Regions from separate parts of the Homo sapiens genome. Here region 1 is linked to region 2. Evidence: chromatin loops called from intact Hi-C (ENCODE). Cell type or tissue: sigmoid colon. All regions are shown on one strand. Links, peaks and the distances in the headings refer to the core of each region. The heading gives the core; the rest is flanking DNA.

Region 1 (2,913 bases), core at 172-2,671, 640 kb before region 2:
TTCCTCCCCTCCCCTTCCTCCCCATCACCCTCCTAGCTACCTGGAGCTATCAAGAGGGATGAGAACAGGCTAGCCTGCACACTGGAGCAGGCGGGAGGGAGGCAGCAAGCCCTGCCTTGCACTTTAATTGCTGGGTTTCATGATTGCTTTCCCTGCTGAGATGACTGGCTGTAATTGACATTATAAACAGCATTGTCTCTAGCAGGATGCAGAACGCTCTTAAGAGCGGTTTATTATAACTGGGCGCTGAGGGGGTGGCTTGGTATCTCTGCCAACTCTTAATGTGAGCCTGCACCCACGAAGACCCTTGGAGGGTCCATCTGGAGCCAGCCAAGGCTTGGGAGTTCCCAGTGGAGACAGTTCTTTGCCCTTTCTCCTCCCCACTCCACCAACAGAAACACTGTGGGTCAGAGAACTGCAGAATCAACGAAAGCATAGCTGGAAGGGGGCTTTAAGTCTGTGAAGTCTGACCCCCGGCCCCAGGCACCCAGACATTCATATCATTTCACACACAGGGAAGCCGCAGCAACCCAGGCTGGGGAAGAGGGGCTTTGTCCAGGGTGGCTTCTGAATGTGGCAGAGGCCTTGCATGCATGATCCCATGAAAACTCCCAACGACCCTTTATGTAGTAGGTTCTATGATTCCATTGCCACATTTTACAGACACTGAGGTAGAGGACCTTCAATCTGCAAGAGGTCATCCAGCTGGGAAAAGAGGAAACCTTGTCTGCAGGCTTCCATGACTGTGTTTTCTGCACTGCCTTAGCTGGGACTTGGCCCAGAGCTGTTCCTATGTTACCCCTGGCTCTGGACGTGACTCTCTCGGGGTTATGAGCTGGGGAAGAGAAGCAGCACCCGTGGCTTGTGCCCTGGAAACCTGCCCCAGCCGGGATCAGGAAGGAGCTTTTGGGGCTGTTTGAAGTCTGTGCAGCTCTGCCCGTGACTAAAGTCCTGGAGAGCAGCATCAGAGAGAGGGCTGCTGACCAAAAAGCAGGAGGAGAGCTGAAGGTCACTTGAAGGACAACGGCTCATCCTCCCTCCCGGAGCGTCCCGCCTCTGAGCAGACGCCGCGGCCCCAGGGCAGCCGGCCCGCTCCCGCGCGTCCCTATCGCAGGCGGTGTGAGTGGCCGCACACGCCGCAACGCCAGGGGGCGCCGCTCACCCAGATTACGGCGACAGCCCGCCCGGAGCGCGGCGCCGCTGCGGGCCCGGAGGGTTCAGGAAGGTGAACCTCACCCATGCCAAAGCTGCAGGTTTCCACCCAGACCCACCTCCGCCGCCATGGGGTTCTAGGCTGGGTGGTGTGAGCCCGAGCAGGACCGCCCGGACCTGAGGGGCGTGCCCGTTTGGCACTGTGCTGCAGGCTGGGGGCTGGGGGCCGCAGGGGTGGGGGGCAGCAGCAAAGGATACAGTTTCCACAGATGAAGAGGATGATGAAGTAAATACAGACTAACATCCCTGGAAAAGAGGGGCCGCCATAAGCCATGATCCCATCATACATCACCGAATTCCAGTCCTCCCCGGTCAGGATCTGAATGACACATTCCCACCAATAAGGGACACAGCGTTAGACCAACAGCAAACCCAAAACCACCCTGCCCTGCCCCACTACGTCAACAAAATTGTCCAAAATTTCCCTTTCACTTCTTTCCCTCCTCCTGGCCCCCAATTCTCCTCCCCAGGGGCTCTGAGCTATTGAACTGTCCTTAGACAAAATGCCTGGCTATTGGCATAATATTATTTGAAGGGTGACTAAAAGGGCTTTTTGGCCCAAAGATCTCTGACTTTCCCCACACATGCTTGAGCTGACCGTCAGCCATTCCTGGGGGTAAGGCGTCAGGACCCTTTTGCAGTTGTGTGTTTGCTGAGACAGCCACAGGCTACACCAGCTTTCCCCAAACATTCGTCACTGGGGCATCATCTTCAAGACTTTGACAACATCTACATGTGATTCATTTTTACCTCTCAATCGATCTGCTTTTAAACTTAAATAGATGCCACTTTGAGTTTGCCCTAAGCCAAAATATCTATGAAATCACAAATTTGATGGGCTAGTAATATTTTTTTCAAGAGACAAGCATGGTAGGAAAGCCAGGGTTTCGTCACCCTCCCCTCCCCCAGTAAGAGCAGTCTGCTTTTCTTTATGTTTTGGGCTTTCATGGAGAATTTAAGTAAAGGATTCCATGGATAAGAACGATTTTTTTTTTTTTTATTTGAGACGGAGTCTTGCTCCGTCACCTAGGCTAGAGTGTGCAGTGGTGCAATCTTGGCTCACTGCAACCTCTGCCTCCTGGGTTCAAGAGATTCTCCTGAGAAGGCATTTTTAAACCACTTATATTGTTTCCCCTAATGGTCCACCCACTAGTGGAATTCCATGGCAGATGGGGACAGGGAAACTACAGAAAAAACTCAAGACTCTCCCGGGCATGGGCTCTCCAGGGCTGATCTAGGATGGCTGTGGCTGCCCGGTAAAAGGGTGCAGCTTCCCACACTCCTCCCACCACCCCGCCACTCAACCACCCCGAGTCCGAATCCCAGCAGAGAAGAGTCCATACCTGAAACACAGTGAGGAGGGACTGGGGGAAGTTATCGAATGTGCTCCTCCGGGTCTGCATCTCATCAAAGTTGAACTTTCCTCCAAAGAGCTGCATCCCCAGGAGGGAGAAGATGATGATGAAGAGGAAGAGGAGAAGGAGCAGGGAGGCGATGGAGCGCACAGAGTTCAGCAAGGATGCCACCAGGTTGCTCAAGGAGTTCCAGTACCTGAGAGCCAACAGGAGGGAGGTCAGCACTCTGCCCCTTGCTGTCCTCCCCATCGTGCCTCATTCTCACAACTGCCCACTGCAGGTTCTCAGAGGAGCTGCCACTCTATGCTCTTTTTCCCTGCCCGTGGGGGATGCGTGTTGGTGGTGG
Region 2 (2,913 bases), core at 319-2,818:
CCAGCAAACTCCAGCAGACCTGCAGCAGAGGGGCCTGACTGTTAGAAGGAAAACTAACAAACAGAAAGGAATACCATCAACATTAACAAAAAGGACGTCCACGCAAAAACCCCATCCGAAGGTCATCAGTGTCAAAGATAAATCCACGAAGATGGGGAAAAAACAGTGCAAAAAGGCTAAAAATTCCAAAAACCAGAATGCCTCTTCTCCTCCAAAGGATCACAACTCCTCGCCAGCAGGGGAACAAAACTGGATGGAGAATGAATTGACAGAAGTAGGCTTCAGAAGGTGGGTCGTTACAGACTCCTCCAAGCTAAAGGAGCATGTTCTAACCCAATGCAAGGAAGCTAAGAACCTTGAAAAAAGGTTACAGGAACTGCTAACTAGAATAACCAGTTTAGAGAAGAACATATATGACCTGATGGAGCTGAAAAACACAGCACGAGAACTTCGTGATGCATACATAAGTATCAGTAGCCGAATTGATCAAGCAGAAAAAAGGATATCAGAGATTGAAGATCAACTTAATGAAATAAAGCGTGAAGACAAGATTAGAGAAAAAAATGAAAAGGATGAACAAGGCCTCCAAGAAATATGGGACTATGTGAAAAGACCAAACCTACATTTGATTGGTGTACCTGTAAGTGATGGGGAGAATGGAACCAAGTTGGAAAACACTCTTCAGGATATTATCCAGGAGAACTTCCCCAACCTGGCAAGGCAGGCCAACATTCAAATTCAGGAAATACAGAGAACACCACAAAGATACTCCTCGAGAAGAGCAACCCCAAGACACATAATTTTCAGATTCACCAAGGTTGAAATGAAGGAAAAAATGTTAAGGGAGGCCAGAAAGGTCAAGTTACCCACAAAGGGAAGCCCATCAGACTAACAGTGGATATCTCTGCAGAAACCCTACAAGCCAGAAGAGAGTGGGGGCCAACATTCAACATTCTTAAAGAATAGAATTTTCAGGGGCCAGGCGCGGTGGCTCACACCTGTAAGCCCAGCACTTTGGGAGGCTGAGACAGGTGGATCACGAGGTCAGGAGATCGAGACCATCCTGGCTAACACGGTGAAACCCTGTCTCTACTAAAAATACAAAAAATTAGCCGGGCATGATGGAGGGCGCCTGTAGTCCCAGCTACTCGGGCGACAGAGCGAGACTCCGTTTCAAAAAAAAAAAAAGAATAGAATTTTCAACCCAGAATTTCATATCCAGCCAAACTAAGCTTCATAAGCGAAGGAGAAATAAAATCCTTTACACACAAGCAAATGCTGAGAGATTTTGTCACCACCAGGCCTGCCTTTCAAGTGTTTTTGTTTTGTTTTGCTTTTAGAAATCACGTCCTTCAGTACACCTGGTACTAAGAATTGAGCGGGTAGGAAAATTCTTTGCTTAGGTCACTCAGTAAATGCCAAGCTTAGTATGTTTCCTTAAATGTATGGAGCCACTTCAGAAGAATCAGTGTCTCTGTGAGAAGGGCTGTTCTCAGAGCTTAGTTCTTTATTAATAAGTCTGGTGGTTCTTTGAGCAGTGTGTAACTTCCATTGGGGAGCTCCGTGCGCACAGTGCACGCCGACCACCAGGTGGCAGTGTCGTCCCACAAGTTAACCTACAAAGGCTTTAATGAGCCTTTGGAAGTAACGACGGTTTTCTTTTACCAGACAAAGTAAACCTTTCATTTGTAAAAACCCAGTTGGCATGTTTTACCCAATCCTTTGAAGGAAGTTATTTCTAAAGGTATTTATAGCTAGTTTCTAGAGGATAGATGTTCTAGGAGTTGACAAATGGCCCAGATTTCCAGCAACACTTCATCCATCCCAGCCCATGAAGCAGCAGGATGTGCCCGCCTAAGCTTCCGAATGGATAGTATATCACCCTTAGCAGAACACGCTGAGGCGGAGGGCACAGGAGATTGTCACTGTGATGTTCAGGGCGTCATGATCTGCAAGCTGTGTAGCAGATCGAGTTTTATGTTCGCAGAGATGAGGAGCTTAATCTTGGAAGGAGTCAGAAGAGCCCCTGCCAAGTTGTTAAGAGTATCTATGGGAATTCGTCCCTGCTGAGTATTTGTAATAAATAAAGCTTTGCGTTTCAATAGCACTTCTTATTCTCGGATAATAAAAAGATCTTCGATTACTGCACAGCCGACAGGTGTTTTATTCTCATTTTATAGTTCATAAAATGGAAGCGTGAGGAAAACAGGTTTCCCTACCGTTTCTGAGACCTGGGCTTGGACTTTAAGCTCTAGACCTTTGTTCAGCCACAGCATCGAGTGAAAGCATTGTTAGAACACCACCTCCCCTACTCTCCCGCAGGAGGGTGCTTTTTCTTGTGAAGAGAAAGGGTGGGTGGAAAAGGGATTGACTGTTACTGAACCCCTGTTATGTGCCAGACCTTGGCGAGGAGTCTGCTGTGTTACCCTCCAACATTTAGGAAGGGGTGAGTTCTTTTGTTTCGTTGGTATCTCCTACAACATCTAACATAGTGATAAACCATGCAAAGTTTTCACAAAACACTTGAAATTAATAATTGCATATATGGTATCTCAATATTCTTATAAGGAGAACAGGGCGAGGACAGAGACACACTTGGATCTGTTATTCAAAGTCAGTGATCATAGTGCTTGCCTCAGCGATACATGCACAAAAATGGGACAAAATCAATGATCTGATTAACTGCTGGATTCAAAGTCAGTGATCGTAGTGCTTGCCTCAGCGATACATGCACAAAAATGGGGCAAAATCAATGATCTGATTAACTGCTGGCAACCTTAACAATGTATCTTTGATCTTAATTACATGTTTAGAGTTGCTTCGCTAGCTAAGGAGAGATGAATTCCATACTTAATGTTCCTAACGTATTTGCAGTAGCAAATGGCTAATTTCATGAAATATTTATTCTTTTGC

What was found. A loop is a pair of places that touch in the nucleus more often than their neighbours do. Peaks named below come from ENCODE experiments on the same cell type or tissue, not always from the same donor. Only the 100,000 strongest peaks of a DNase experiment are listed, where the experiment ranks them.
Region 1: it touches region 2 in a loop (2.0-fold over the local background); 7 of 110 quality-filtered maps call a loop at or near these places.

Annotation. Positions count from the first base shown.
Region 1 is chr12:2,581,440-2,584,352 of GRCh38, reverse strand. CACNA1C (calcium voltage-gated channel subunit alpha1 C) reads right to left here. Exons shown (of 47, transcript NM_000719.7): 14 at 2,556-2,763; 15 at 1,411-1,531. Among named protein-coding and RNA genes, the nearest start is that of CACNA1C-AS2, 89 kb to the left of the region's middle. In sigmoid colon, for the core only: a CTCF peak has its summit at 1,145 (motif pointing right); a DNase peak (open chromatin) is centred at 1,122; H3K4me3 peaks cover 566 bases.
Region 2 is chr12:1,938,865-1,941,777 of GRCh38, reverse strand. It overlaps a transcript of DCP1B not described here. Among named protein-coding and RNA genes, the nearest start is that of LINC00940, 3.7 kb to the right of the region's middle. In sigmoid colon, for the core only: a CTCF peak has its summit at 1,575 (motif pointing right); DNase peaks (open chromatin) are centred at 1,577 and 1,885; H3K4me3 peaks cover 242 bases; H3K27ac peaks cover 546 bases.